3 separate regions of the Homo sapiens genome follow, and all the other regions are linked to region 1. A link is a loop called in an ENCODE intact Hi-C map of the cell type or tissue named here. Cell type or tissue: endothelial cell of umbilical vein. All regions are shown on one strand. Links, peaks and the distances in the headings refer to the core of each region. The heading gives the core; the rest is flanking DNA.

Evidence for each region. Hi-C counts contacts between places; a loop is a spot of excess contacts. Peaks named below come from ENCODE experiments on the same cell type or tissue, not always from the same donor. Only the 100,000 strongest peaks of a DNase experiment are listed, where the experiment ranks them.
Region 2: a loop joins it to region 1, with 11 times the contacts of the local background. A loop is called at or near these places in 15 of 110 quality-filtered maps.
Region 3: it touches region 1 in a loop (16-fold over the local background); 4 of 110 quality-filtered maps call a loop at or near these places.

What each region holds. Positions count from the first base shown.
Region 1 is chr5:136,797,538-136,808,391 of GRCh38, reverse strand. No RefSeq gene overlaps it. Among named protein-coding and RNA genes, the nearest start is that of CTB-1I21.1, 68 kb to the right of the region's middle. In endothelial cell of umbilical vein, for the core only: no CTCF peak of the experiment used is centred there; a DNase peak (open chromatin) is centred at 5,791; H3K27me3 peaks cover 328 bases.
Region 2 is chr5:137,314,694-137,325,547 of GRCh38, reverse strand. All of the region lies in intron 2 of SPOCK1 (SPARC (osteonectin), cwcv and kazal like domains proteoglycan 1), which reads left to right. Among named protein-coding and RNA genes, the nearest start is that of SPOCK1, 180 kb to the left of the region's middle. RefSeq lists an enhancer at 5,295-5,794. In endothelial cell of umbilical vein, for the core only: a CTCF peak has its summit at 4,925 (motif pointing left); a DNase peak (open chromatin) is centred at 4,927.
Region 3 is chr5:137,339,380-137,350,233 of GRCh38, reverse strand. The region is part of intron 2 of SPOCK1 (SPARC (osteonectin), cwcv and kazal like domains proteoglycan 1); the gene reads left to right. Among named protein-coding and RNA genes, the nearest start is that of SPOCK1, 150 kb to the left of the region's middle. In endothelial cell of umbilical vein, for the core only: a CTCF peak has its summit at 5,302; DNase peaks (open chromatin) are centred at 5,283, 7,293 and 7,673; H3K27ac peaks cover 3,239 bases.

The DNA of each region.
Region 1 (10,854 bases), core at 2,003-10,002:
TGTGGGGTGTTAGAAAGGCTATTGGACCAGTTATTAGAAGACCTGAAATATGGTTTCTAGACCTTTTGATGAATACCTGAATGACTCTTCTTAAACTTGGAGGGAGTATATGTAAAGGAGTTATCATAGTGACTAGCTTGCAGTGAATGTGTAATAAATGTACCTTCTTGTTATTATTTGAAACACTAAACATTGCTTAAAGACTTCCAGAAATGGCTTCATGGTTGGGAGCCACAATACTAGACAATCTCTAAAGTCTTTTCTAGTTCTAAAAGTTTGATTCTTTCTGCTTTCTCCATCCCTATCTTCAAGGTTTTCCTAGAAACTTTTGAACCTGCATTAAAGCATAAAGCTCAATCCTAATCCTCCTATTTAGAGGCACCATAGTTGACATCAAATATATTTTCTTCTGATCTATTTTCTTTTGTGTTTTTACATAATAAATATTATTTTGCATAACAAACTTCTATCATGTTTTCTTCATTTAACTTTTTCTTGTGTTTTTTCACATACTTAAATTTTTTCCTCAATATTACTTTCAATGACTGAAGAATAATCTGTCATTTGGACATTTTGAAAATATTGGTCAGTTTGCTTGTTTATAACATTTAACTAAAAGAAATAATGCTTCAATTAATATCTTTGTATAACAAATCATAGCATATAAAATTATTTCCTAAAGGCAGAGACTTTGAATTGAAGAAGAAATTGCCATGCTTTTATACAAGTTATCCTGGTTCTTGACTTATGAGTCATTTTGCCAATTGAAGCTATTTCTTCAAGTATTATTTTAAAGATAGACGTGTGGATGGTACATTTATTTAACATGTGTACCTGAGAGTATTTTCCTGTTGCTTTCACATATGAATTATTGTATTCTATTGTTATCCCCTCAAAACCATTTCTCTCTTTTTCTCTATAACTTAGTATCACAGAGGAAAAGTGTATCATCATACAGATATATATTTCTTTGCAGGTCATTTGTGGATCATCTGAAAGGATGCTTATAGAATTTTATTTTTACTTATAATTAAAATATTCCATTTTAGACTTACATCTGAATTTGGGTCATTTTCTTTGATTCTATCTGAGAATGTAGTAAGATTTCTCACCCTAATATCTTCCTATTAAAATTCTCCTTAAAAAACTATGCAGAACGTTCTTCAACTATGTTCTCCAGTATTGATTCAATATTAATGATTCCGGATTTTTCCTTAGAAATTCATATAATTATTAGGTGGAATGTTTAGCCTCTGTTTTCTCTCTATATATAATCACTCCCATCTTAATATTTATCCCATTCCTCTAATTATTAAACATACTTTAAAGTTTGCTGTTTCTATCACTAAATTGAATTTTTCTGCCACTTCTGATCTTTAATGCCTCCAATATAGATTTAATTCTGTACTTTTGGTTTACAGAAAATCTACATTTTATTTTTTCTTCCATCTTATTATGTTATCTGTTCAGTTTAGGTTTTCCTAGAAACTTTTGAAACCGCATTAAAGTATTTTAACTGCATTTTAACCTTGTGGAGTTCTCTTTCTGTTCCAGAGAGGTCACACCTCATAGCATCTTCTTAAATATAAAAACAATTTTCTAAACTCTTTTTCTGATCTCTGTAGTAAATTGTCTTCAAAGATTTGCTATTCCTCTGCATCTTCGCAATAAAATAGCCTTTCACCAATCCTGTAGAATATTCTAATGGATCCCATAATGTTTTTTCTCTCATGTGCTTGAATAAATGTGCTTTATGCAGAGTCAAAGTTTGCTATGTGTTATTAATCACTGAGGCCTTTGAATTCTGGTAAACACTTTTCTCGTATTTTATAGCCAAAGAGCAAAATGGTACACACAGTTCCTAGCCCAATTTCTTGTTTCCACTGGGGACTCAACCTGTGTGGAAAAAAATGCTGAGTGCTATGTGCATGTAGCCCCCACCCCCACCTCATCCCCACAGACATACTCATAGAACATGCCCCCCTCCCCCCCTCCCCTATATGTCTTGTTTAGTTGTTTTCTCAGGGGTTATGTCTATGGGTAAGGTAAAATTTACTGAAAAAAAGTGTGTATTGAGAGTGCACTAAAGGAGTAAGAAGCAATATTTTTTCTGCCAAAAAGAGTGACATCCATGTAGTTGAGAGCCATTGCTCCATTTTCTTGGATATGTTTCTCAACCAGATAGATAGACATGTATCAACCAGATACATGTCTCTAATTTACACAACATAGATACCATCAATTTCTAATGCACTGGATAGTTATGCTTAATTATTTTTTACATCATTTCCCACTAATGTGTTTAGGGAAAGTGATTACTGGAGATGTGATTGAAGTACTAGAAATCCATTTGGGAGACAGATGGTTCATCTCAACCCAAGAGCTCAATCCATCAGTAGGAAAATACAGTCATGCCCCAGGTGGGATAATAGATGTGTGAGATGCCATATTTGTGTGTGTGCACACACGTGCAGGCATGTGTTTTTATAGGCTATTGGTTATGACTCTGTGTGGATATAGGGCCTGTGTAAAGAGTTTAAGACTCATTAAAATAGTATACACTCTGTAGTGACAAGCTTTATAGATCTCTGAATGTATAATGTTCCCTTTAGTGACTTTCTACATTTTGAGATGTAATGATCATGCAGAGTTTATTACCATCTAAACGAATATGGCGAGTTGGTAGAACTTTGCAATTGTCTTTCACCACTGCTAATATCTGCCACTGGGGGCAGAAATAGAAGTTGTAGGAAGAGGAATAAATGCCTAAACTCACTTCTCTCTCTCCTCCCTAATTCACTCCTGTTCTCTCCCATCTCTCTTCCCTACAATGTGGCAAAACTGTTCTCAAGGATTCTTGCTTCCTTCTCCACTTTAATCTTTCTGCTTTCTTCTGTTAAATACTCAGAGCAGGTTTCCCTTCTTACCCTTTGGGAAATCTTCCTCCCTTTACTTAAATTCCATCTCTTTTTAAAAAAAAACCTGTGCTGGCATTGGACCAAATTCTAACCTCAGATATCCTCTCCCCTTCTGCCCAAACCAAATAATCCAGAAGAAGATAGAAGTAAAAGTAAGCACAAACATCTTTGTAAGTATGAATTGTAAAGTTATGAATAATGATATCTCAGAACCTCCATAAAATTTTAGAATGGTGTATATGGCATGCTGCCAGATTACTGACATGAAAAACCTCTTTATCTACCAAAATGTAAATAATAATAGTTTATTGAGGGTCTATTATGTGCCAAGTGTAAGCTTAGGTTTGGAATTCGATGATGAATTAGATATGATCTCTTTCGTGTAGGAGCTCTCTGTACAGAGGTACTGATAGGCACTCAAAATAAGAAATAGCAACATAATGTAGTCCTAAGATCACTCATGGGAGTACCAATAGAGGAGTCATGTGATGGTTAATTTTAGGTGTCAACTTGACTGAATTAAGGGATACTCAGATAGCTGGTAAAGCATTATTTCTGTGTATGTCTGTGAGGGTGTTTCTGAGAGAGGTTGACATTTGAATCAGTAGACTGAGTAAGAAAGATCTGCCCTCACCAAGTGTGAGCAGGCACCATCCAATCCATTAAGGGACCAGATAGAACAAAAAGGCAGAGGAAAACTGAATTTGTTCTCTCTTCTTGAGCTGGGACACTCATCTTCTGCCCTTGGATATCAGAACTCAAGATTATCTCACCTTTGAACTCTGCAACTTGCACAAATCCCTCCCCCAACCAAGGCCTTTGGCCTTGAACTGAGAGTTACACATTCAGCTCTCCCAGTTCTTCGGCCTTCAGACTTGGACTGAGCCAGGCTGCTGGCTTCCCTGATTTTCCAGCTTGCAGATCAAAAACTGTGGGACTGCTTAGCCTCCAAAATTATGTAAGCCAATTCCCATAATAAATACCCATAGATAGATAGATAGATAGATAGATAGATAGATAGATAGATAGATATAAATTTTTGAGACATGGTCTGGCTCTGTTGCCTAGGCTGGAGTGCAGTGGTGCCATCTTGGCTTACTGTAACCTCCACAGGATCAGGTTCAAGTGATCCTCCCACCTCAGCCTCCCAAGTAGCTGGGACTATGGGCACATGCCACCATGCCTGCCTAATTTTTGCATGTTTTTGTAAATATGGGGTTTTGCCATGTTGCCCATGCTGGTCTCAAACTCCTGAGCTCAAGTGATCCAACCCACCTCGGCCTCCTAAACTGCTGGAATTACAGAGTGAGCCATGGCATCTGGCCCCCTCTCACATATTGATATCTATTATCTGTATCTGTGTGTGTGCATGTGTGTGTGCGTGTGTGTGTGTGTGTGTGTGTCCTATTGGTTCTGTTTCTTTGGAGAACCTTGACTGATACAAGTGATTATATCTGGAGATTTGGGAAAAAATATCCTAGAAAGGTGACCTGCTAGCTGGGTTTTAAAGAGTGAGAGGGATTGGTAGGTTGAGTAAAATAATGAATAAACTCTTATGCAGAAAAAAGAGTAGGTATAAAACTTTGGTGATATTAAAGAGCAGAGCACATTTGGGGGAAGGCATCTTAGTTCATTTTGTGCTGCTATAGCAGAATATTTGAGACTGGATATTTTATAAATGACAGAAGTATATTTCTTACAATTCTAGAGACTAGGAAGTCCAAGATCATGCCATTGGCAGGTTCAGTCTCTGGTTCCAAGATGGTATTAGGTTGCTGCAAAAGTGATTGCAGTTTTTGCCATTGGAAGAAAGGACAAAAACCACAATTACTTTTGCACCAAACTCATACCTTGTTGCCGTGTCTGCTGAAGGGGAGGAACATTGCGTTCTCACATAGCAGAAGATCAAAAGAGAGTGAATTTACTTCTTTAAGAGCTTCTTATGGTGGCATTAATTATTCATGAGGGCTCTGCCCTCATATCTAAACACCACCAATTAGGTCCCACCTCCCAACACTGTTGCATTGGGGATTAATTTTCCTACATGTGAATTTGTGGGGACATATTCAGACCACAGCAGAAGGCAAGAAGTTCAGTGTGACTGGAGCACAGTATTACGAGGGGATGCAGGAAGCATGGCATAATATGAAGCTGGAAAGTGGGTAGAAGCTTCATTTTGAAGGTAGTATAAGGTATGTGAAGGCTTTTATCTTCTAGAGGGTGGTGAACCACTGGTGAGCTTTGAGAAGGGATGTGAAAGGATCCAACTTTTACCTTAGAAAGTTCATACAGAATGTAGTATGCAGAGTGAGGGTGAGTTGGGTATGGAGATGTGACAATGGGGGAAGGAACCCTGATCAGAACACTATGGCCATGGTCCAGACAAGAAAGAAGCTCAGATCACAACAAGGGATAGATGACTTCAGAGAACACAAACATTCTCCTTTCAGCTAAAACTATAATATATCAACATCATCCAAAGAACAAAATGTAAAAATGTTGAGAAGTTGTTTCTAATCTTTTCTGATAGGCTCAACTCTATTAAACTCTAAAAGGAAATTTTGCATTTCGCTCTATTTCCCCATTTGCATTTTATTGTTGTCTGCAGTAGTGAGAACTATACTAGAAAATATCTGCAGTGGTTTCCACCTAAAACAGCTTAACATCTTACTTTATTATGGCTCCCTTTTCATTTTGAAACAAGTTGGTCTGTGTGGATAAATCCGCCAAATAGAGAACCCCAGTGAGTCCCACTGGAAAACAGTTCTCTATGCCAGACACCAGTTTAATATTCCTTCAGTGGAAGGTGTCTCTCTGAGGGAAACCATATAAAAAATTGTTAGCCTCCTCTTGAGACCATTTCTGTTTTGTTTCTGAAACAAATTATGGGCCAGCAGTGCCCTCACCTGGCATCTTGAAATTATAGAGTGACATTCCTATTTTCAAGCACGGAGGAGGATTTTTACAGAAATAAGCCATTGGTAATATTAGTTCTCTCTCCTTGAAGACCCAAACTAATGAGTTACTTGGGGCCACAAGTTGTGGCTGAAATGGGGATCAAGAAGAAGCCTATTTTTCCATGGTCAATGTTAAGGAAGCAATTGAAGTATTCAGCAAAACAAACAAACAAACCTGAATTTGTTGTCTGAAGCTGAGTTCAAATGTCAGCATTGCTTCTCACCTACGCTGTGACCCTGGCAGGTCATTTTCCTTTTGCTCACCTTATGGAACCCTTGTAAGCATTAGATGCAAGAATGTATCTAAAAGCATCTGTAAATGGCAAATGTTCAATTTATGTCATATAAAAACCTGAAATTTCCCTAAAGGACTGTAATCGATACAAATTTTCTAGCAAGAAAAAAGAATCTGCTAGCAAATACCAAGAACTATAAATGTGTATGGGCCTTTCAAGCCAGTAACTACACTTTTAGAACTTATCATAGGAAAATTAAGTGAAATGTATAAAATGTTGTTTGCACAAAAGATGTTCATTATGGTGATATGTATAATAAAGTTTGGAAGTAATCTCAATGTGAATATCCAAGAAACTAGGGAAATGGTTAAATTGACTTGCTATATCTATGCCACATGTTGATGCTGCCATTTAAAAACAAAGTTTCAAGAAAATTTTAATTATATAAAAATACGATGTTAGAAGAATGGGCTGTATATTATATCAACTATAAGAGATGTAAATAAAAACAAATAGAAAAAGTATTTGAAATAAAAAATTAGATGATATCAGGTAATGGTAAGGATATGGGGAAAATGGGTACTTTCACATATTTCTAATAGAAGTGAAAATTTGAAACACGTTGGACAGCCTTTTAAATTTGTTAAAGTAAAAAAATATATAAATGCCTATGATATAAAAAGTTCCATCTGAGCACAAAAATGTGCATAAAGATATTCACCAACATCTTGTTATAACAGTGAAAAATTGGAAACAACTTGCTTGTCCACCCATATTGAAATGATTAAATGAATTACGATATGTGTGTTTGGACAGATCAGGTGATTCTGTGGGAGCAAACAACATCCAAGTCACGATGCCTTAAAAAAAGCAATAAAAAATTTCTCACACTGTAGTGTGAGTAAAAGTAACTCAACACATTTCAGCTGGGGCTCAGCTCCATCATCCTTAAGATGCAGACAGAACTGCACTGTCCCACATGGTAGCTACTAGCCACATGGAGCTATTGAGCCCTTGAAATGTGTCTAGTCTGAATTGATAAACACTGTAAGTGTAAGTTATATACCGGATTTTAAAGGCTGAGTATAAAAGTGTAAAATATTTATTTAATAGTTTTTCGTGTTGATTGCATGTTGAAATGATAATAGTTTGGGTATACTGGGTAAATGAAATACATTATTAAAATTAATTTTGCCTGTGTTTAACTTTTTTTAAATGTGACTTACGGAATATTTAAAATTAGATAACAGCTTAGATTATATTTTTTACTAGGCAGTGCTGGTCGAGAACACCACTAGTCTCAACAGCAAGTGAAAAGAGAAAGATGAAGCATGTGTCAGCTCTTAAAGCTTTTGCCTGGGAGTGACATATGGGACATGGGTTTATATCTCCTTGACCAAAGGCAATCATACTGGCAACCTGAGTTTAGTAGAGTGGGATGCTCCCATCCTACTATGTGCCCAGAGAGAGAGAGAGAGAGAGAGAGAGAGAGAGAGAGAGAGAGAACTAGGACATTGGAGAACAGCCCTCCTATCAACCACACTGTGGAATGCCACACAGGGGATTAAAATAATGTCAGGTCTCTACATGCTGATGTGAAAAGAGTCCAAGACAAATTGTTGAGTAAAAAAGCAAGTTCTTTAACAATACGTATTGTATCACACTGTTTACAAAACACATGCCCACACAGGCAGAACAAAATTGCACCTATTATGAGGACATATATTATACAGGTAACAAACTAGGAAAATGTCTGGAAGACATACACTAAACGTAAAACAATGCTTACCTCTTTGTAGGGGAGAGGTTGCTTTATCTTTAATGTTCGAATATCATACAATGAAAGCAAAGTGTGTTTGGGCAGTTTGGGCTGGATATCTTCTGTTTGCCCCTCTAGTTGGACTCTTTACACTCCCTGACCCTGTCCTATGCCCAGGGGTGTAGGCTGCATAAATGGGCTGCAGCCTTGATTGCTGGTTTCTGATGTATTTGGCCAGAGGAAGCCACTGGTAGGGAAGGGGAAGAGTGAGGCTGAGGCATGTATTCTCCTCCCAGTGATGTTGCACTACCTCCTCTTGCTGTCAGGAGGTGGTCCCTACACAGTTCTCTCTGTTTTGGGTTCTGACCATTGTCTTCTCCCACTCAAGCTCCAGGTGGCAATGTCATCCCCACTAATACCAAACCCTAGGTGCTGCACTATCTCTTGTGGTTTCCTTATATTCCATCCACTCTCTTATAAATAGTAAGTTTACTAAATTCTCTTCAAGTTACTCAACTTAAGTATATCCTGTACTTTTGCTGGGACTGTGAGTAATACATTTCAAAATGAAGAAAAAAATCATAGAAGAAAAAAAAACCTTGACCAAATTATGACCAAAAATGACAAAATTCTTTGCCTCACCATTTCTGGCATTAGGATTATCCGTATTTTCTGTGCTGTTGTACTTCTTTGTCATTACTAACTATCTCTATAATAAATATTACCTTTACAGTTCATTTAAAAAGGAAGTCTAAAAGGAAAAAAAACCAAGTAAATGAAGTTACCCTAAAATTGAATTTGAGGTCCTAATAATAAATTATTTGCTTAAGCCAGTGTCCAGAATAGTTTTTCCTGGGTTTTCTTCTAGGAATTTATAGTTTGAGGTTTTAAGTTTAAGTCTTTAATCCATCTGCATATGGCAGATGGTACCTCACCATGTTTTAGTTTGTATTTCTCTGATAATTTAGTGATGCTGAGCATTTTTTCATGTGTTTTGGCCACATGTATGTCTTCAAGTGTCTGCTCATGTGTTTTGTCCACTGTTTAATGGGGTTATCTGTTTTTTTCTTGTTGATTTAAGTTTCTTATAGATCCATATGGCAGATGGATTAAATAGTCATCTGCATATGGCTAGCCGGTTTTTTCAACATCATTCATTGAATAGGGAGTCCTTTTCAATGCTTATTTTGGTCGACTTTGTCAAAGATCAGTTAGTTGTAGGTGTGTAGCTTTATTTATGGTTCTCTATTCTGTTCCATTAATCTCAGTGTCTATTTCTGTACCAGCAGTTTGGGTTACTATGGCCTTGTAGTATAGTTTGAAGTTGGGTAATGTGATGTCTCTGGCTTTTTTTCTTTTTGCTGAGGATTTCTTTGGCTACTCATGGTTCCATATGAATTTTAGAATTCATTTTTTATAATTCTGTGAAGGTTGACCTTGGTAATTTGATAGGAATTGCATTGAATCTGTATATTGTTTTGGGCAATATAGACATCTTAATGATATTGATTCTTGTAATCCATGAGCATGGAATATTTTTTCCATTTGTTTGTTTGATCTCCGACTTCTTTAAGGAGTGTTTTGTAGTTCTCCTTGTAAAGATCTTTCACCTCCTTAGTAGATGTATTCCTAGGTTGTTTTTTTTTGTGGCTTTTGTAAATGGAATTGAGTTCTTGATTTGGTTCTCAGCTTGAACATTACTGGTGTATAGAAATGCTACTAATTTTGTACATTGATTTTATATCCTGAAACTTTATTCAAGTCATTTATCTGGTCTAGGAGTCTTTTGGAGGAATCTTTAGGGTTTTCTAGGTAAAGTATCATATCATCAGCAAACAGATTATTTGACTTCATTTTTTTCCTATTTGGAGGTCTTCTATTTGTTTCCTTTTCCTGATTGCCCTGGTTAGGACTTCCACTGCTATGTTGAATAGAAGTGGTGAGAGTGGACATCCTTGTCTTGTTCCCGTTCTTTGGGAGAATGCTTCCAGTTTTTGCCCATTTGGTATGACGTTGGCTGTGTATTTGTCATAGATGGCTCTCATTATTTTGAGGCCTCAAAAGCAAACACAACAGAAACAAAAATTGACAATTGGGACTAATTAAACTAAAGGACTTCTGCACGGCAAAAGAAACTATCAACAGAGTAAGCAGACAGTCTACAGAATGGAAGAAAATATTTGGAAATTATGCATCCAAGAAAGGACTAATTTACAGAATCTATAAGAAACTTAAATCAACAAGAAAAAAACAAATAACCCCATTAAAAAGTGGACAAAACACATGAGCAGACACATGAAGACATATATGTGGCCAAAAAATATGAAAAAATGCTCAGCATCACTAAATTATCAGAGAGATACAAATTAAAACACGATGAGGTACCATCTTACACCAGCCAGAATGGATATTATTAAAAAGTAAAAAAACAAAAACAGACATTAGCAAGTATGTGGAGAAAAGGGAATGCTTATATACTGTTTGTAGTTTAGCCCCTGTGGAAAGCAGTATGGAGATTTATCAAATAACTGAAAATGACATTTAACTCAGCAATCCCACCACTGGTTATGTGCCCAAAGGAAAAGAAACCATTCTACCAAAAAAGACGTCTGCACTCAAATGTTTATCACAGCACTATTCATAGTAGCATAGTCATAGAATCAACATAGGTGACTATCAATGGTGGAATGGATAAAGAAAATGTGGTACATATACACCATGGAATACTATGCAGCCATAAAAAAGAATGAAATCATGTCCCTTGCATAAACAATGGATGCAGCTAGAAGCCATTATCCTAAGTGAAATAACTCAGAAACAGAAAATCAAATACTGCATGTTTTAACTTATAAGTGGGAGCTAAAAAATGGGCACATATGGACATAAACACGGAAATAATTGACACTGGGAACTATGGGGAGAGACAGGGGAGGACAGGAGCAAGGGCAGAAAAGCTACCTATTGGGTACTGTGTTCACTATTTA
Region 2 (10,854 bases), core at 1,523-9,522, 520 kb before region 1:
CTGTTTTGGCAGACAACTTCAGAGAGCTGGGCTGTTAGTTTTTAGGAAGCATGTACGCAGAATTCTTCTTAGCAAAGGCATCAGTGACTTAAGAGAAGTGTTTGTATACAAGATCTGGCTCTCTTGATGAGGAGGGTGTTGGGGTACTTTGTTCTGGCCCCAAAGCACAAAGGGCAATGAACTCAGTGGCCAGAAACCATGTGGCTTCCTGATGAGAGAAAGATGAAATTTTCCCGATTTGAGAAGGGGTGTCATGCAAGGGAGGGCTGGTATGTTTTTAAATATCAAGGACATATATTGAGAGATAATACCATAGCTGATTGGTAAATAGTTTTTTCAATCAAAAACTTTTATTTTCACTATTTTGAATTACATAATTAAGCCATTATTTTGACAAACTCTTAGCCCAGTTGTCCCCCATCCCAAAAACCTTTCCTCTCGGAAAGACAGAGCTGTTAGTTTGCCATATCTATTTCCAGACATATTTTTGTTTGTTTATACACACATATATCAAACTCAAGATCTGCAGGTGTATTGACAATTTAGCTTCCTTGGTAAGTGCAAACCCCTCATTTTTTTTTTTTTCAGGATTGAGCCGTCAAGCTTGTCTGCACAGCTTAGTGTTGGTGATGGTCTGCTCTCTCTGTCCCTTTGGAAACGAAATTTTGGGGTGGGGAAACCTGCTTGCAAAATGGGTTGTGTTCAGATTCTTTGGAGATTTCCAGCTTGTACAGGAAGTATAGCTTTTTTTTTTTCCTAATTGTGGTTAAAAAAACAAATAACATGAAAGCTACCTCCTTAATGAAATTTTAATTGTACCATTCAGTGTTATTATATGCATATTGTTGTATGGCTGAAGAACTTTTTCATCTTGCATGACTGAAACTTTGTACTCATTGAATAGCAGCTCCATTTTTCTTCTGCTTCATTCTGCAGCCCCTGGAAACCACCATTCTACTTTTTGTTTTTAAAGTTTAACTACTTTAGATATCCCATGTAAGTAGAATGATGCAGTATCTCCTCTTTTGTGACTGGCTTGTATTATTTAACACAACGTCTTCCAGGTTCATCCATTTGTAAGATTTTCTCTCTCTCTTATTTTTGAGATGGAGTCTCCTTCTGTCACTCAGGCTGGAGTGCAGTGGTGTGATCTTGGCTCACTGCAAACTCTGCCTCCCGGGTTCAAGCGACTCTCCTGCCTCAGCCTCCTAAGTAGACAGGATTATTGGCACTCATCCCCACACCTGGCTAATTTTTGTATTTTTAGTAGAGATGGGGTTTCACTATGTTGGCCAGGCTGTTCTTGAACTCCTGATCTCAAGTGATCCACCCACCTCTGCCTCCCAAATTGCTGGAATTACAGGTGTGAGCCACTGTGCCTGGCCAAAATTTTCTCTTTTTTTAAGGTTGGCTAATATTCTTGTGTATTTGTACACCACATCTTACTTATCCATTCATCCATAGATGAACACTTGTGTGGTTTCCACCTCTTGGCTTTTATAGATCATGCTGCATTGGACATGGGAATGCAAATATCTCTTTGAGATCTTGATTTTAATTATTTTGGGTAGATACTTGGAAGTGGGATGGCTGCATCATGTGGTAGTTCTCTTTTTAATTTTTTGAGGACCCTCTATGCTGTTTTCCGTAATGGCTGTACTAATTTACACTATCTGATAATATGTGAGAGATTCCTTTGCCCCACACCCTTGCCGACACTTATCTTTTGTGTTTTTGGTGATAGTCATTCCAGCAGGTTGAGGTAATATCGTATTGTGGTTTTAACTTGCATTTCCCTGCTTATTAGTGATGTTGAGTATTTTTTTTCCCATACATGTTGGCCATTTGTATGTCTTCTTTGAGAAAGGTCTATTTCAGTTTTTTAAAATACCCATTTTAAAAATTGGGTTGTTTTCTTGCTGTTATTTGAGTTCTTGATATATTTTGGATATTAATCCCTTCTAAAGTATGGCTTGTTATTTTTTTTTTCCCCTTCTGTTGAGCCCATGTCATGTCAATGTTTGTTTCATATATTTGGCTCCTCTAATGTTAGGTGCAAATATAATTATAATTGGTATGTCTTCCTGGTGAATTGGCCCTTTTATCAATATGTGATGTTCTTATTTGTCTCTTATGACAGTTTTTGACTTAAAGTCTATTTTGTATGAATACATATGACCACCCTGTTCTCCTTTGGTTACTTTTTGCATGGAATATCTTTTTCCACCCTTTCACTTCCATCCTGTGTGTGTCCTAAAATCTAAAATAAGCAAATAGTCTCATTTTCTTTTAAAAAAAATCCATTAAACTACCCTATGTCTTTTGATTGGGGAATGTAATTCAATTTCATTGAAAATAATTACCAATAGGGAAGGACTTACTATTGACTTTTTGCTATGGCTTGAATATGTTCCCCAAAATGCACATGTTAAAAACTTAATCCCCAGTGCAGCAGTGTTTGGAGGTGGGGCCTAATGAGAGGTGATTAGGCCATGAGAATGGAGTGAATGAAATAACAGTTATTGCACGAGTGGGTTTGTTATAAAAGGGAGAGTTCATCTTCCTTTTACTCTCTCTCTCTTGCTCTTCTACCATGTGATTCCTTTCACCATGATTCCTTTTACCACGTTATGACATAGCAAGAAGGTCCTTACTAGATGCTGGCCCCTCAGTGTTGGACTTGCCAGCCTCCAGAACTGTGAGAAAATAAATTCCTGTTTATTATAAATTGTCCAGTCTCAGGTTTCCTGTGATACTAAAATGGACTAAAATGCACTTTGTTTTCTGCCTGTCTCTTAGTGTTTTTGTTCCTTTTTTCCTCTTTTGATTTTTTTTTTGGTAAGGATATGCTTTGATTCCTTTCTCATTTTCATTTATGTATCTTATGTAGGTTTTTTGTGGTTACATGGGGCTTATTTTACAGTTGTAATATCTATTTTAAGCTGATATCAGCTTAGCTTCAGTCACATACAAAAATTCTACTCTTTGACTTCTCCCCTCTGTTTTGTTATTGTCACAAATTACATCTTTTGTATTGTGTATCCATTAACATACCTTTATAGTTATTTTTGTATTTTTGTCTTTTAACTTCTATGCCAGAATTAAGTGATTTACCTACCATTGTTAGAGTATTACAATATTCTGTATTTGTAATATTTATATATTTACCTTTACCAGTGAGTTTTGTGTGTGTGTGTGTTTTTTTTTTTTTCCTTGAGACAGCATCTCACTCTGATGCCCAGGCTGGAGTGCAGTGGCACAATCATGGCTGACTGCAGCCTCGACTTCTTGGGCTCAGGTTATTCTCTTACCTCAGTCTCCTGAGTAGCTGGGACTACAGGTTTTGTGCCAACATGCCTGGCTAATTTTTGTATTTTTTAGTAAGAATGGGGTTTTGCTATGTTGCCCAGGCTGGTCTCGAACTCCTGGGTTCACTGCCTGCCTCAGCCAATGAGCTTAATACTTATATATGCTTTTATGTTGCTGACCAGTGTTTTTTAGCATTCTTTCTTTTCAACTTGAAGGACTCCATTTAGCTTTTCTTATAAGGCGGGTCTAGTGGTGATAAATTTTATCAGCTTTTGTTTATCTAGGAAAGCCTTTAATTTTTCTTAATTTTTGAAAAACACAGACACACAAATCTGGATTGACAGTTTTCTTTTTCTTTTTTTTTTCTTTTTGACAGAGTCTCACTTTGTTGCCCAGGCTAGGGCATGATGTTGGCTCACTGCAACCTCTGCCACTGGGGTTCAAGCAATTCTCCTGCCTGACCCTCCTGAGTAGCTGGGATTACAGTCACCTGCTACCATGCCTGGCTAATTTTGTTGTATTTTTTTAGTAGAGATAGGATTTCACCATCTTGGATAAGCTCGTCTTGAACTCCTGACCTCGTGATCCACCTGCCTCGGCCTCCCAAAGTGCTGGGATTACAGGCGTGAACCACCGCCCTGGCCCTTTTTTTTCTTTTTTAATCACTTTGAATATATCATCCTACTCTGTTTTGGCCTGCAAAGTTTCTGCTGATATATACACTGATAGTCTCATGGAGACTCCTTTGTATGTGATGAGTTACTTTTTTCTTGCTTTCAAAATTCTCTCTTTGTCTAACCTTTGACAGCTTGATTATAATGTATCTCAGTGTGGACTTTTTTGGGTATGTTCTGATTGAGATCTATTTGGCTTCTTGGATTTGGATGTTCATTTCCTTTACCAGAGCCATTATTATTTCATACAAGCTTTCTGCCCCTTTGTCTGTCTTTCCTTCTTCTGGAATACCTATAATATACCTATTGGTCTCTGTGGTGTCCCATAGTAGGTCCTTTAGGCTTTCTTCACTTTTTTTTTTTTTTTCTGGTTGGTGTTTCTATGACTGAATAATTTCCAATGACCTGTCTCTGAGTGTGCTGATTCTGTGTTGCTTAAACAGTTCTGCTCTTGAATTATTCTAGTGAAATTTCCAACTCAGTTTTTGTGTTCTTCAGGTCACAAATTTCTTTGGTTAAAAAATACTCTTTTTCATTTTACAGACACTCTCATTTGTTTATACACAATTTTCCTGAGCTTGTTAAGCATCTTTATGGTGGCTATTTTGAATTGTTTATGAGATAATTCATATAACTCTTTTTCTTTAGGACCAATTTCTGGATATTTATTTTGTAACTTTGACTGGGCTGTGTTTCCCCATTACTTTGTGAGCCTTATAATTTTGTGTTGGGATTTGCACATTTGAAAACACAACCACTTTCCCCAGTCCTTATGGTTTTTCTTATAGGGAAAGACCTTCAGCAATCAGCCCAGCTAGAGATTCCAAGCGTCTCTTAACCTTTTGGGGAGAGAAATCTTTTCTAGGCTTGTGTGTGTAATTTCCCATTTAGAGAGATTTGCTGGTCTCTTTTTCAGGCGCTTGTAGCCTCTTGCTCCCTCTGGTGTCTGTATGAGGTATTTCAGGTTTTCTGGCGCTTTTTCTGGCATTGAGCTCTTTTCTGTTCTCTGGCTCCCAGGTATCCAAAGTTTTCTAAGTCTGTCAGCACTCTAAGTCAGGCAAAACAGAAACCACTCCTTCTAGCAGCCCTTGAAAAGCCAGAACACAATATATACATTCCACCCTTCCTTTCCCTCCCAGTGGAGAAGCCATGAGTTGGGTGCTTTCTGAAAATTGTGGCAAGCTGTGCTGGTGTCTCTGTGTGATACTACAAGTTCTCTGGTGCTGCCACAAGCTTCTGAGCTCTCTTTTGTTCTCTGTGGATACCAGGCATCCAAGGTATGTCAGTTTCCCATCAGCACTCTGAATCAGGCAGGACAGAAACCAGTCCCTTGGGCAGTTTCCTGAAAAGCTGGAACATTGGAAGTGTTTCAATTTCTTCAATTTCCCTCCCAAGGGAGAATCCACAAGTTGGACTCTTCTTTTTGATCATGAGCTGTGCTGGCTTGGGAGAAGGATTGATGCAGTTGGAATAAAATAGCTTTTTGTTACCCATTTCAATGTAGCTGTTCTTGATTTTGAGTTGCCTGGGGTACTGTGACTTCCTAACTGAATTCTGGAGTTCTCATAAAGGCTTTTTGGATCATGTGTTGTTTTTTTTTTTTTTTTTTTTTTGAGACGGAGTCTCGCTCTGTCGCCCAGGCCGGACTGCGGACTGCAGTGGCGCAATCTCGGCTCACTGCAAGCTCCGCTTCCCGGGTTCACGCCATTCTCCTGCCTCAGCCTCCCGAGTAGCTGGGACTACAGGCGCCCGCCACCGCGCCTGGCTAATTTTTTGTATTTTTAGTAGAGACGGGGTTTCACCTTGTTAGCCAGGATGGTCTCGATCTCCTGACCTCATGATCCACCCGCCTCGGCCTCCCAAAGTGCTGGGATTACAGGCGTGAGCCACCGCGCCCGGCCTCATGTGTTGTTGTTAAAGCTGGTGTTTCTGTTGTGAAGTGAGCTCTCGGGTTTCCTATTCTACTGTCTTGCTGATGCTACTTAAATAAGAAGGATAGTTTTATGGCATTGCATAAAAGTGTATCCTAGCATCACTCTACTGAAAACATAACTAGTTTTATCATTGATGCCTTCCAAGAAACCATTTACAAGTATTAAAAGGACTTGCTCTTGGAGAGATGTCAATCTGTTACTTATAGTGAACAATAAGCATATTGGAAAAATGTGTTAGATGAAAGAAAGGGGTAATGAATGGTTTTAAATTAATAGATCTTTCACCTAAAGCTAGCCATGGAGCATTGCTTGTAAATCAATTAAAGGCCAAAGGAAATATTCATCATTGAATTATATGGGTTTTTACCTAGAAGAATTTCCCTCAAAATGCAATTTCCCTGGAAATCTGTGAATCCTCAGTTCTCTGATGAGAGGCAGCTTAAAATTCAGCTGGGTAGTTTCTGTGATGTCTCAAACAGGCTCCATAACCTTCATGATATATAGTCTTGGAATTTGTGTGTGCCTCCTCTTTTCTCTGAGGGCAGAGATTGGACAAACTTGAACTGCTGATATAGAGAAAGTGACTTATGTTTTTTAGCTTTCAACTGCACTGCTTGGCAAATTTTAGGGGCTAAAGCATGAATTGTATGCCCTGGATAGAATGACATCTATTAAACGTCTTCTGTCACTGAGCAAGTCTGTGAATGAATGAACTTTGATTTCCTACAGAGAAGCAGGTGAATCGGTCAGTAAATCCACATTATTGAGTGTCTCTGCCCTCAGCAGCATGTCTTGGGATTAGGAAAAATTTTATCTTGACCAAGAGAAAAGTTTAAGGAGGGCCTGCTCTGTGCTGTCTCATATATGCTCTGGTTTTTAGAGTCTTAGCTTTCTCCCCAAACACTTTACTTTCAAAGAAGGGAAAATTAAACAATAGGCAATACTTGTTTCATCTTTGAATTCCCATTAATCAAAGGGTAGTCTCCTAGTAACATCCTGGATTTGTTTCTATTTCCACTTCAAACCCACTTGGCCATCTAAACAATTATCTGGCTCACCATCCACCAGAACCCTAGTTACAGGGAGAGGAATCTCGAGCACTCTTACCTCTTCTCAAGGTACTGAGAGGGATTCCCAGGAGACTGGGCTGAGAAGACAGACAAACCCCTCATTATAATCAGGTGGTCCCTCAGTGCTGCTACCTGGAAATAGGAATTCTGCTTGACATTCTAGACAATAGAGCCATGCTTTTTTTATTATTTAAGGACAGCCTTTTCTTTCTTCTCAGGTAGTCGACAGCTACCAATTTAAATGAGCTGGGTTTATGGATGGCTGCAGAAATCCTCTTTACTCAAACCCAGTATCTATCCATCAGCCACTGCGCAGCACTTTACTGTGGAGGCAGCGGGGGGACAGCTCATCAGAATCGCCCCAGTGGAATGTTACGATAGGAAAAAAGAGGAATGGATTACATATTTATGTGGTCTTTGAAAATGCAGTGGGACAGGAAGATTGCTTGTAACGTATGCAGTTACATTAAATGACTATTAACCTTCACTGGTTGCAGGTGTCTGGTGAATTCATTTGTGCTTGTGTATGTTGTGTGGCTTGAAAAATTAATGAGACTTTTTAAATAATCAAATTAAAAGTATTTGTTACTCCAGGTTCTGGTGAGCTATCAAAACAAAACTGGGTACAGCTTACAAAAATAAAGTGTCTACTGAGAAGAATAAAAATATGAATTGAGGGGGGAAATTGATAGCTATGCGGATCTTGGAAACTAGTTTCATCTGATGGAGTAAAATAAGAGAAAATATGCCCATCGTGACTAGTTTTATTTGTAGATTATGGTTAGTGAATTCTCTCTTTTGTCATGAATGCTTCACATTCTGGAGGAAGGAGGTGGCCTTGCAGTAATGTTTTATTTCTGTGAATGCCAGACTTTTCTTCAACCTGTTGACTTGTAGGGTTGACGTGTCAGACATGGTGAAGAACAATACCTGTGGAGCTGAGCCTTCATTTCCTGAAACGTGTGTCCAAGAGGCTTTTTTGACAAGGATGTTTTAACTATGCTGTGTACACCGTTAGAATTTCAGTTTTGTTTTTAAACATTCCCATCTGACTGGAGCTTCCCTCCATCCATTCCTGAAACTCACCTATTCCTGATCTGCTGAAGCCCATGTCCTCTCCAGTGTCCTGCATTGCACCAAAACGGCAGTAATATAGGTCAGGGACGAATCCCCTGAAGTCCCTGAAGGTTGGAGACCACCAGATCTCACTACCCTTACTCCATGGCCAGGAGATGGAAGGAACAAGGAAGAAAAGGCTTCCAGCAATTTCACTGTAGGACCTAAAAGCAGAGGCTCTTTCTGCTTCTTGACTGAACATTTCTTACAAAGCCCTCTGTGCTTATCTAGCTGTAGTGAAAACTGGGAGGGAGACAAGGGCTGTAGTTGGTGACCAGAGACTCTCCCCCAGGATACCCGCACTCACCTCTGCCAAAAGACATGCCCCTCTGCCTCAGCCAAGCAGTAAAATCAAGGACCATCCATGTTGTGCCCAGAGGCCCTTGGAAGAAGGTGGGCTGCTTGATCTTCCTAGCTGAGTGGCCATTCAGAGCTCTTATCAGCTTGGAAAAAAGAGTAATCCTCAGAAGGATTCACAGTGTCACCCTTCTTAGATGATGAGGCACCATGGGGGCTTTGGTTCTTAAATGGATCTCCTCCAAAGGCAGGTAGATTTGTTTTCCAGTGGGCACAGAGCGGGCCCACGCTGAACACAGAAATGGTGTTATTCTAACTGTTAAATAAGAAAAATTACATGTTGTGAGTTAGGCTAATTGATCTGCAGAATTCTGGTTTCCTGCAATTTAAGACTCTGTCTTGGGCATGAATGAAATATTCAGAGGGCAGAGGAGCTAGAGATGAAAACTGCAAGGAAAAAAGTAGTTAGAATAAGGTTTAACTTGTACAGTTCTGAATTCCAGGGATTTAAGAGTAAAGGCATCCAAAAATACTCCTGCTGCCAAGGCCAGGTTGTCAATAATAAACTGTGAGTCACAAGTCCTGGTTGTGGGCCTGGAAGCTAGCAGAGAGGGGATTCAACTGGCAGGTTCTCCAGCTCTCAGCCTTTAGCTCTTCAGGGCTGAAACTTTGCTCGAATTCCTTGAATCACATGATATCAAGGACCAGGAGGGAGGGCTCACATCATAGCTGAAAGAAAGGACAACCCCAAGTGCTCAGGAAAGACAAACTTCTTTTTAGAACATAAAAGGATTTTTTCTAGCTAGCCGCTGTGATTTGAATGCATCACTTCCCAAATTCAGGTGTTGCTCATTTGATAGCATTCAGAGGTGGGTCCTTTGAGAGATGATTTGAGGGCATGTCCTTCATGAGTGGGATTATGACTCTTATAAAAGAGGCTTCACACAGTAGCATTTGGCTCTCGTCCTTCCACCATGTGAGCACACAGTGTTCCTCCCCTTTGGACGGTACATCCCTCCTTGGATGCCAGATGCTATCACTTCAATCTTGGATTTCCCGGCTTCCAGAACTGTGAGAAATGAGTTTCTGTCCTTTATAAATGACCCAAGTCTCAGGTATTTTGTCATAGCACAAGTGAACGACCAGCCAAGCCTTCAACAACTAGCGGCTCACCTCTCAGAAGGCAGTCTGCTTTCCAGTGGCCTTGGCATAACCTGGGAGCTATCAGAAAGGCTGACTCTCCAGCACCCTGCCCCCAACTCCCCTAGGACCTACTGAGTCAAAATCTGCATTTTAATAAGATCTCCTGGGGATTCATAGGCACCATGAAGTCTGAGAAGCAGAGAGGGACGGATAAGTTGTCTGTATCATTTCAGCAGATCTTCATGGGAACCTACAGCCTGCCTGCCTTGCTAGTGCTGGACACAGTGGGAGGAGACAGACACTGTGCCTAGTCTCAGGAAGCTAACTGTCCAGAGGAGAAGATGGCAAATAATGATCATGAAATGACCTCAAAGGGGTGTTTGTGAGAGCCTTGAGCCATCAGTGCAGCAGGAGGCCACTCGATGTGCTCTGGTGGCATGTCCTGGCATGGAGGTCTCCTTTCTCTCCTGTGTAAAACAGAGGCATTGAAGGTAAAGTGCTCAGTTGCTCCTAGCTACTGCTTCTCATGTATCAAAGTGGAGATGGTGGGGGGGTTGTGGGATGCCATATCTGCTTCACAAGGCTGCTAAGTTATTCATCAAAAGTTTGCTGAACCTGTATTCTCTATCCATCGCCATACGTGGTTCAGAGTTGAAGACAGATCCTTGGAACTCATAGCCTCATGAGAATGACAGATGAGATGGAGAGAGAATTACAGTTCCATGGAGTACAGCCCCATGGAATATGAAATACAGAGAGTCACTGAGGATTAGTGTTGAATTCTGTCCATGGTGAACCTTGGAAGGCTTCCTAGTGGAAGGAGATGGATTTTTAGCTAAGACAGTGAAACTATTCCTTGACATAGTTCTAGTTCTAGCTTTTGCCATTTTTTTTCCCTATCAGAGAAGAGTAGGGACCTGTCGGGATTGGCAGGGGTAAGCAGACAGGTGAGGGTTCCTATTTTAGAGAAGCTACAGGATTTGGTGCATACTGAAGCTGACTTTGGTGCATACAGCCACTCTTTCAAATGTTCCTGAAGACAACTCATTTCTGCTGGGTATTGAGACTGAGCTGGTGCATGTAGGTGGACAGACAGTTTTAAACACTACTATCTCAGTAAAGCCAATTAAAGACATGGAACTGGCTGGGGTTGTCCTGAGAGCCTAATTTATGGAGCACCTGCTTGGTGCTGGTGCTGAGCTCAGGATGAGAGGCAGTGGAGGAGTAAAGAGAACATGGAAAACGTGGTCCATGCACTCTAAAACCTTTAAATATGGCAGGATCCCATATGTCCTTTTAAATAGAGCCAGG
Region 3 (10,854 bases), core at 942-8,941, 540 kb before region 1:
TGGCAGCTCCTCTTCTCAGCTCTCCTTCTGTCCATAGCACTGTAACTTCTCTGGGGGGCAGTCTCATTCCTGTCTGTGGCTTCAGCAATGCCATCCACACCAGCACCTGACTCTCAAGCATCTGTTTCTGTTTGAACTGCTAGAGGAACATGTCTCTTAGCTCTATATCTCTTGGGCAAATTTTTCTTCTGATCTTAGCACCCAGGCATTCATAGATAGCTCACTCTCAACATGCTGAGAATGGGGCTTAACATCCCCCTTCCCTCCACGCTATGGCTTGAATTGTATCCTCCCAAAAAGAGATGTTGAAGTCCTCATCCCCAGTACCTCAGAATTTGGAAATAGAGTCTTTAGAGAGGTAATCAGGTTACTCTGAGGTCATTAGGGTGGGCCCTTAATCCAGTACGACTGGTGTCCTTATGAAAAGGGGAAATTTGGACACAGAGACAGACATGCAGAGAGAGAAGAGTGTGAAGACACAGAGAGAACACCATGTGAAGATGAAGGCAGAGATCAAGGTGATGCATCTACAAGTCAAGGAATGCCAAAGATGAGCAAACCACTAGAAGCCAGGAGAGTGGCATGGAACAGATTCTCCCTCCTGGCCTCAGAACGAACCAGCCCTGCCAACCTCCATCTTGGGCTTCTAGCTTTCAAATCTGTGAGACAATAATTTCTGTGCTAAGCCACTCAGTTTTTGGTCATTTGTGTGACTACTCTAGGAAACAAAGATATTCCCCTATACCATCTATGCTGTAAGCTTGATCTTCCGCCTCTAGTCCTGGTCTCAGCAAGTCATTCCCCAATTTCTCCACTTGATCAAGCTGGAAACCTGAATCTTCAGTCCCAAGAATTGGGCTGGCTTGAAGTTAGGAACTCAATAATATTGACTATTTAAATAGATGCTTTCAAATATTGCAGGTCTTTTGGCAATTATAGTTACTACCCTGAGGATATGCAGAATTGGAATTAAAGAGAGATGCAAACCCCAAACATCTTTTATATCCATCCCATCCCTCTGTACTTGAGGTTTCCTGAGAGAAACTATTGATTTGTTCTTGCAGCCATGGGGAAGGCATCTATTGAGAGCCACATGTATGTAAATAAGGACTCAGCAGCTTGCCTGCCTTTCAATTCTTCAGAGAACTATCGATCTTGAGTTGGGAGAGTTACCTAAAAGTTCTCTTTTGACCAGTTTCTCCAACATTGTGTAAGAGCAGCACCAGTGTGTTGAGTCAAACAATGTGATCTTTGTAACCAATCTCGGAGGTTTGGCTGAGCTTGTTGGACGGCTTAGGGCAAGGAGGGCAGTGTTAGAGCTGTATTGATCTGCAGTGGGTTATTGAAGTTGTTGCAAATGCTTACCTCTATTTTTCCCATTCAGTGATATTGAAATCACCAGTTTGCAGAATTAAGAGTCAGGTTTCCAAAGAGATGTTGTGCTATTTTTCTCTAGACAGTGATTTGAACAAGTCCGTGTGCTCCATCCTTTCAGAGCCTCTGGACTACCCTTGGCAACACAGGAGCAATGTAATTGTTGCAGTTTTATTTTATATTATAACTACTTCAACATATTTCTGATACTTGGTCTATGCACATTGTTTTTTTTTTGCAAATAAATTATAGTTGTATGTTGAAGCCCTGAGCAGGGCACAAAGACATCAAAGTCAGCTATAATCATAAAAAGCACATGCAAATCTTTCACATTAATAACTCACAGTTAAGCACAGGCGCTATGCCCCTGCCGCACCCCCACCCCCACCCCTCTGGGATTGCAGCAAGTAGCAATTTGTTTAGCTTTGGTAAAGGGTACAAAATCACCAAGTTCAGATGTTCCATTTTGGTCATGCACTTGCTGTATGGATTTGATTTAGGCCAATAATCAACTTTATAAATGGATAAATATTTGTCAGTCAGGTCTGATTTGTAAGGGATGGTGCTGATTTTGCAGACATTGTCATTGTTATTATCCCCTGTGGCCCTGATGAAACTATTACTTGAACCCCATATTACTGAATGTCCACCTCTAACCTGTTTACCTTCTTCATTTGTTCATTCTATACGAACTTACTTAGTGCCAACATGTACCAGGCTTGGGCTTGGTGCTAGGGATACTCGGTGAACAAGACAAACTTGGCCCTGCTGTCTCTGGGCAGCAAAGTCCAGTCTGTGTACACCAGGTGTGGCCCACAGCCCAGCAGCAGCAGCATCACCTGAGAGCTGGATAGAAACGCAGCAAGCCAGGCCCTGCTGCTGACCTACTGAATCAGAATGTGCATTTTAACAAGATGGCCAGGTGATTCCTATTCCTATACAAGAGGACATACATATTCAACAGGTTATTCAAATATAGTGTGAAAATGCTCAGGAAGGGCACGTGTAGGGCATTCTAAGAGGAGCCATCACGTTACGCCTGTGCCAGAGGAGGCGTGGCTCTGGGTGCTCTGGGGAGGCTTCGAAGCAAGAGACTGGTTTTTTTTTGTTTGTTTGTTTGATTTGTTTTTTGTTTTTTGTTTTGAGATGGAGTCTTGCCCTGTTGCCCAGACTGGAGTGCAGCAGTGCCATCTTGGCTCACTGCAACCTTCACCTCCTAGGTTCTAAGTGATCCTCTTGCCTCAGCCTCCCAAGTAGCTAACAGGCCCGTGCCACCACACCCGGCTAATTTTTTGTATTTTTAGTGGAGATGGGGTTTCACCATGTTGGCCAGGCTGGTCTTGAACTCCTGACCTCAGGTGATCTGCCTCCCAAAGTGCTGGGATTACAGGCATGAGCCACCATGTCCGGCCTAAGAGGCTGTTTTAGTTGATACTGGAAGGACAAAGAAGCATGAACCAGGTGGAGACTGGTGGTTGTGTGAGATCTCACATTCCAGGCAGTGTGCTTAAACTCTGACGCGTGAGAAATTACACCCTGTTAGAGGAATTACAATCTTTGAGCTCAGAGCACTGGGGGCAACATGGGCGGCAGAGAGGGGCTTCAGGTCCCAAAACAAGAAGTTTGAACTTTCCCCAGGTGGTCACAAGGAGCCACTGAGGCATTTAAACATTATTTGATTTGAAAACATGATTGGATTGAAGAAAAATCACTTCAGCTACGATGTGGGTGATGGCTTGGTGCAAGGGAGGGTGGAGGGCTACCCAGGATACAGAGGACAGGCCTGGACCAAGGTAATGACGCTGCAGGGGAGGTAAGTGGTGCCTTTGAGACATGTTTAGGAGGCAGAACTGGAAGGACCCTGGAGGTAACAGAGAAGGGAGAGGCCCATTAGGAGGTGCCGTTGGCTGGTATCCTGCAGGAGGTCTGAGTAACTTTTTCTGACTCTCACATTCTGGAGTCTGCCCCACTAGGCATACACCATGTAGATTTGGGGTATTTCTCAGTTCCCTTCTTTATCAGATCATCAGTTTTTTGAAGACAGGGCTCACGTATTGCACGTTTTTGTTTGACTTAAAGTGTCTAACACTGGGCCTGGCACACAGTGCTATCAGGAGTTGTCTTTCTGAGCTGCAAACTCCTTTTTGGGAGAACGTTGGTAGAAGGAGGCAAGCCTCGGAGGAGAATTGTCTGGAAAACCATGTTTCCCTGTTTGTTTCTTTTAAATTTGAATGTACCTCCTGTTTATATGGCGCTTTACAGTTCAGGCATCATTTTCGTAACTGCCACCTCATTTGCATTCCTCCTGTTCACCCTCTGTGCAGCTTTAGAAAAGGCTGTGCATTCACAGCTCAATGTTAATCAAGGGCTGATTATCTCGGTCTTTTTCTCCTCCCTGTTCTGACTTCCTGCCTTTTGACTTGGGAGTTATAGCTGGAAGCAGGTTGGGGTCAGACAATGCAGAGTTGAGTCAAATAAATCCTATCCATTTAAATTAGCCATTCAGGATAAAGGATGGGTGGAGGAGGGGTGCAGGGAAGGAGGGGGAGCAAACTCCTGTTCTGTGACCCCAGCTTCCAGGTGCCCAGCTCATGAGGGCAGGAGGGGCCCACAAGGAAATGCAACTTCCCGGTCTTCCTGGGCTTCTCATTCTTTGGGGTCTATTCTGTTGTGTGCTGGGAGAGGAAGCCAAAGGGCATCTGATGCAGGAGAAAGGAGAGTTGAGGCCTTAACAGAATTGCCTCTTGAGAGGGAGCCTGTGCAAAGGAAGACAGGGGCTTTGGGTGGGACAGACCTGAGTTTGAACCCTGACTCAGCTACTCAGCCCCATGGCCTTGGGCAGCTGCTTCGCTTTTCCGAATCTATTTTGTCTGATAAGATGGCAGTGATGAGCCCTGTCACACAGGTGTCTGAGGCCCAGATGAGGCAGAGATCAGTGCTCTTTGGTGCCTGCAGTGTCTGCTGGAGTGCCTGCAGTAATGCTGAGACATGTGTGTCTATCTGGTAGCCTTCTCTTCCCTGCCTTTTTAGAGATGAGGCTTCCTTAAGATCTGGGAGGGCATCATGCTGTAAGTAATTTCTATATAGAGTGTTAGGGGCCTCAACCTTAATGTGTAAAATACTCAACCTGCAGTTTGTTACACATTCCTGGGCTCAGCCCCTAGAGAGAGTGATTGGTCTGGAATGGCTCCCAGTTGATTTTTTATAGGGACCACATTTTGGGAAAGTTTTGGAATAGAGCCAGAGCTAAAGAGCCACTTAGACCAGGGTGTTTGCTAAAAATACAGATGGTCAGCCCTGCTCCAGAACAACTGTGTGGGACTCTTCAGAGGGAAAGCCTGTATTTTGACCAAGCCCTAGGTGATTCTTGGATAGAGCAAATTTGGTTAACACTGAAGTATGGAATCCAGGTAATGCCCATCTCTGCAGGAGGAGTATTTACTGCAAGAGGTGCAAGCAGCTGGGGATATGTTTCAGAGGCAGACACAGGCTCACCCCATAAACAGGAAGAGCTCATCAGGGAAGGGATTCTGAAGTGCTCACTATTGGGACTGAGTGGGCACAGCATTGCAAGGTCTCAAATTCTAGAAACTGGTCGTTTAAAGGCAGTCATATTCTTTGCTAAAATGAGGCTATGGGACTGGATGACTTTAGTCCTTCCAGCTCTGAAATCACTTGGCTCCAAACAATTCCATACAAGTTACATTAGGCAGAGATGAATATTTGTTAGAAGGGTGCCCCTAACGTCTGGTGTTTGCATTCTTTTTAAATATTGATCTATATTGTGTGAGTTTATTCACTTTCTATATTTAGTCCATGTTTCTACTTACCTGTGATTGTATTTTCGTGGAGAAGTAGAGCGTGTGTGGTTCTTTGAGACTCTGCCTAAGAACCTTCTATAAAGCTTTTGTTACCCAAGCTAACAGCACTGCTGCCTGGTGGTAGCTTTTGGAATTGCAAGCCCATCATTTTGGAAATACAGGAAACACTTGCATCAAAATCCCTTGGGGAATGGGGAACAGTCTTTGTTTTTTTAAAAAATGGCAAATTCCCATTTCAGACCAACTGAAACAATCTCTGTCGGTAGAATCCAGAAACCTGCGTTTATACTAAATACTTTATGTGAAACCTTATGCCCAATGTTGTTTAAAACCATTGCTTGACAGCAGGGTTTCTCAACCTTGGTAGTATTGGCTTTTGGACTGGAAAATTCCCTGTTGCAGGCAGTTGTCCTGCACAGTATAGGTTGGTTAACAGCATCCCTGACCTCTACCCACTAAATGTCAGTGGCACCGCCCCCTCCCCATTTGTGAACATCAGAATTATCTCCAGACATTGGCAAATGTCCCCTAGGGGGCAAAATCACTTTTGCTTAAGAACTGCTGCCCTGAGGTGTGCTGTGAACATCTAGCCCACTTCAATGACAGCAAGTGCCACAGGGTCACTAAAAGTTAAGATGTGACACCTGTCTTCACAGAAGGTTATTCACGCAAATGTGAAATGACTTCGGACTTGTAAGTAGAATAAAACGTTCTGGCTTTATGACCTTTGTTTTGATTTTTAAATAGTCATCAGGGAAAGTCATACAGGATGGACTTTAATTAAGGACTCCCCACACTTGAGCATGGGCCATGCTGTGCCTTTCTCAGGCAGCTATTTTGGCTCAGACTCCTGGTGCATGGGAGCCTCTTGGGAGGGATCAAGAGAGAGAAGTGTAACTTCTTTTCTCCCAGAATCTCTTTGCGATAATTAAATTCTATTAGGTTTTTCCATTGTGGGAAGGGGCTGTTTATTGTGTCAATTATATTTTTGTACAGAAAACTTATTCCCAAAAGGTTATAGACAATACTCACTGTGGGGAAAAGAGTTCACTGGGCATTCCTGTGGACCCTAGCCTGGTTAAATGAAACTTGCTGATCCTGTTCTATGATGGGGAGCTGAAGTCTCCTGTATGGCACCTGGTATGGGTTTCCCAGAGGTGACCTCTTGGACTTAACACTTCCACTGGAAGTCAGTTAACTGGGGGAATGTCAGTAGCCCCCAGCACCTTACAGGCTTTCTGATATTCTCATGCTGAAACAGAGTGCCCCACACAGGAATAGCCAAACACCAGGGAACATGTTGCAGGATGAATCCTTGGGTATTGTAGAAGGGATTGACTTCTTGTTCCCTAAAAGTAGAGGGTTGGGATTGACCCTAAGGAGGAACTGTGTGAATATGCTTCCTGTTGGATCTGGGATTTCATACAACGGGGCTGAGAGGCTGAGCTTCACAGGTGGCTGTGATGGTTGCTAGAGTTGAGGCAGCTGAGTGGGTTGGAAGCAGTGAGGTGCTTGATTTCTGCAAGGCTCTTCCACAGGTCCTCTGTACAGCCCTGGGGAAGCGTCTGCCCTTCTTGGGGCCCTTCTTCCACTGTTGAATGGGAGTGTTGAGCTTGGACATCTCCAGGGCACTGAAAGTGGCATCACTGTGTGGATGGACCTTGTGGGGAGAAGAGCTGGCCTATGCACCTCTTCTGCTCTGGGTGAGCCTAGACAAGAGGGTCCTCAGTAGGGAAGGAAAGGAAATGATATATGGTTTTTGACCTCAGTCTAACTCATTGTCCCCTCCTGAAGGTCTGCAGGTCTAGCTAGTCTCTGCATCAGCATGAACACTGGAGAGGGGACAGCCAAACCCTCCCAGACCTCCCCTTTGTGACTGAGGCCCCTGTGGCTTACTCTGACACCTGTGGGAGTGGATAAGTGTCGGGATGTACTTGCACTTGATTGAAGGCCTTCTGCTCAAAGACAGTCACCCAGCAGCCTTCTGATGCCTGAAAGCCTGCTTTGGGAATACAGTTCTTTTGGTTTAACACTTGATCTGGCATCAGATCATTTATCTAGCATTAGTCATTACATTTTGGTGTGAATGAGGTTCAGCTCATTTCCTGAGATCAGATTTCACTGGGAAAGGAGAATATAGATATTGTACTTCTGAAAGGGTCAGGTAAGAACAAAGAGTGGAACAAAGAGCCAGGAGGAACAAAAAGGGCACCGAACTTGGAGACCAGAACAGACAAAATAAGTTTCTACTCTCCGGTGTTGCCAAAGGGCAAGGTTCTCTGACTCCTTCCTCAACCACAGGTAATTTTCTGTGAATAACTGAGCATCTTCCATTTCAGCCTGCTCTTCTCTTCTAGTCTGAAACTCTAGCCAGATTTCTTTATTTTAAATAACCTGTGAAGACCCTCATTTTCTTCCAGGAACCTACTGTCTCTGTCATTCAACACCACTATTGTTCACACTTCTGCCTGACATTCTTCTAGTGGAAATCGACTTTATTTGCTCCTGAATGGGTAGGAAAGAGGTCATGGAAATTCCTCTTGAGACAACAAGTCTTACCACCCTCCACGGACACAGCAGAGATTGGCTGGGCTACCAAATGAATTTTTTATTTATATTTTCAATTATTCATAGTGACCGATTCCATGGGGTGAGCTGAAAGAAATGCCCAAGACAAGATTTTTTTTTTAGTGACATAAAGAATAAAATACCTTTCAGATTTTTAATTTTATTTTCTTCCATTGAAAGAGATTCTTGTTCTGAAGGAAACCTGGCAGTTCTGTATTGGTGCATCAGGGCAATGGCATACCTAGCAAGGAGGGCCAAGGTGAGGCTGGGATTTCATCTCCACAGTAGGTCTAACTCAGACACTATCCTCCGCGGAGGTGTCTTTCTGAAGTGCTTTCTGTGGAACACCGTCCATCAAAACGCTCTTTGCTGAGAGTATGTCTGATCACATACATGTTTGCAAGGCTTTGCTCATTTCCTGGAGTTGGGCAGGCCTGTGTACCCACACACCGCAGCCCTGGCGCTCTCTGGCAAGTCACCGAGCACAGTCACATGGTAAAGGATCAGAGAAGTCCTGCAGTAGAGAAAACAGTTTGCCAGCTTTAAAACCACTCATTCTCAGGTAATTTGGCTACAAAAGCTTTTTGTTTTCTTCCCGTGACACATTATTAGAAGGAACAAGTTTTTAGAGATGTTGCTGTATGAAATGATTTTCTCCTGGGATTAGCTGTTACCCACATCGTTGTAAACATGGAGTTTTTGCAAACCTATTTGAGTGACTGGCAGGGGATGCTGGGAAGTGTCGTCTCTACTCTCAGCAAGAGGGCCAGGGCTGTATCTGTCCTATTCAGGGGTATAGCCTGAGGGTCTACCACAGTGCCTGACACACAGAAGCTCAGTAAAAACTCATGGAACAAATGAGTGAGTAAGATAATTTTTGTTTAAAATATGTAATCAGCCTGTAAAACTCTTAGTTCACACACGTCCTTCTGTGCTAGTAGGCACAATCTCAAAAGCCAAGTGACATATTTCATTTTGCTTTTATTTTTTGCTATCATTTTTTCAAACCTGAGACATGACTGCATCCGTGAGGCCTAAGCCATCTTCCTTGGCAGCGTCCTGATTCTCTTTGTACAGTGAGACACCTGTTCGATTTGCTGGATTTTCTTGACACTTATGAAGAGTAAAGTCTCTGGGAATAGGTTTTGTTTATTCTGAGCAGATCTTAAAATATAACTACATTTATACTGTGCCTGCAAGGCACTCTGAGCAAACATGCACATTAGGAGAGGATAGAACTTGTCTTTTGTCTCTGAGACCTTGCCTTGCAGAGCATAAAGTGTCTGCCAAGCGCGTGCAGAACATAATGCTTGAAGTTGTTCCCCCTTGGGGAGACTGTGGCCTGGATGGTGCAGCGAGTACATGAATAGAGACAGTGAAGACAGCATCACAGATGTGCATGTTGACTTCAGAGTTGTGGAGTGCCAGAGGGATCAGGCCTATGGTCCCGTGGAGGGGTGGGCAGAGTATGAGGGCTCTGATGTCAGGCCAGGATGTGAGTCCCAGATGCTGCAGTTATTAGCTCTAGGATTTTGGGCAAGTCAGACAGCCACTGTGGGCCTCAATCTTCTTCCTTTTTTTTTTTTTTTTGAGATGGAATCTCACTGTGTCACCCAGGCTGGAGTGCATTAGTGTGATCTCAGCTCACTGCAACCTCTGCCTCCCAAGTTCAAGTGATTTTCCTGGCTCAGCCCCCTGAGTAACAGGGATTACAGACATACACCACCACGCCCAGCTAATTTTTGTATTTTTAGTAGAGACGAGTTTTTGCCATGTTGGCCAGGCTGGTCTTGAACTCCTGACCTCAAGTGATCCACCCACCTCGGCCTCCCAAAGTGCTGGGATTACAGGCGTGAGCCACCGTGCCTAGCTTTAGCCTTCTTACAAGTAAAACTGAAGTAAGATCTACTGCATCCCTGACTTCCTCACTTAATTCTTACAACCTGGTGAGGGGTACTACAGTTATTCTTATTTCACAGGTGCAGAACTGAAGGCTCAGATAGGTAAAATGTCTTGTTTTAGGTCATAGTTAGGAAGTGGCAGGGTGGGTCAGGAATCCAGCCAGCCCTGGATGTTCTGAAGCCTCAGAGTGTGGCACTAATTATTATCCAGCATTCTCTCTCAGTGAAGACCTGTTTATTGGGGAGTTCCAGGAAGGGGTCAGAAGGAAGGGCTCAGTAGAAAAGTTCAGGCGGCCAGTGTCAGGTAATGATGCATTGCACCTGTGCAGTGGAAGAGGGCGTGTCATCCAACTGTTCCAGTTCCCCTTTCTTGAAACAAACCGGGATCAAGATCTCCTTCAGTGATGACAGCTGGAGACTGAAAGGCCCCTAACTGTCTACCTTTTCTGGTGTGTGTTTTAATCAAGTGTTTTTTTTTTCTTTGAAATAGTAAAGTAGAATTTATGAGGCACTTCCACAGCGTGCTCTAGAGAACATGGCCCTTGTAAATATCACATTCCCACCTACCTGGAAGGATGAGAAGACTAGGAAGTCAGAAGCTGGCATGTGCAGGAGCACACATCACACCTGAGCTGGACCCCGTGGGCAGACCTCAGGCTCTCAGGCTTAGAGGGTGCTGTCCCCAGGTTAGCAGCACTCATCCCAGGGGCTTCCAATTTGCTTTCAGGCCCAGCCACTTCTTCAGAGCATCTTTTCTATAGTCTACAGTGAATCAGGGCTCCTGGCTTAGAAGTAGAATCATGGTTCACCAAGCATTATCTGGGTGTCTCTGCTTGCTCCCCCAAAACCTCTCATCAGCCATGAACACCCTTGCTATGTGTACCCGTCTGGACTCTTCCAGTGTAATGAGACAGAATACTGATTGAAAAAAAACTGATTGAAAAAAAAAGGAGCTTTAAGACACTACCAAGAACTCAAGAGATAGTTCTGGTTTTAGGTTTAGCTTGATGCGGAGGCTCATAAATGCCATTGGAAGCTGGGTTCCCCCTTCCCATCTCTGAGCTCTGTTCTCTGTGCATTAGGTCTGTTCTTGGGCAGGCTGTCCTCATGGGGTGAGCTGGCTGCAGCAGGGCCAGTCTTAAAGGCCTTTATATATACATTTAGTAGAAAATGTCTTTCGGCCATTCTGG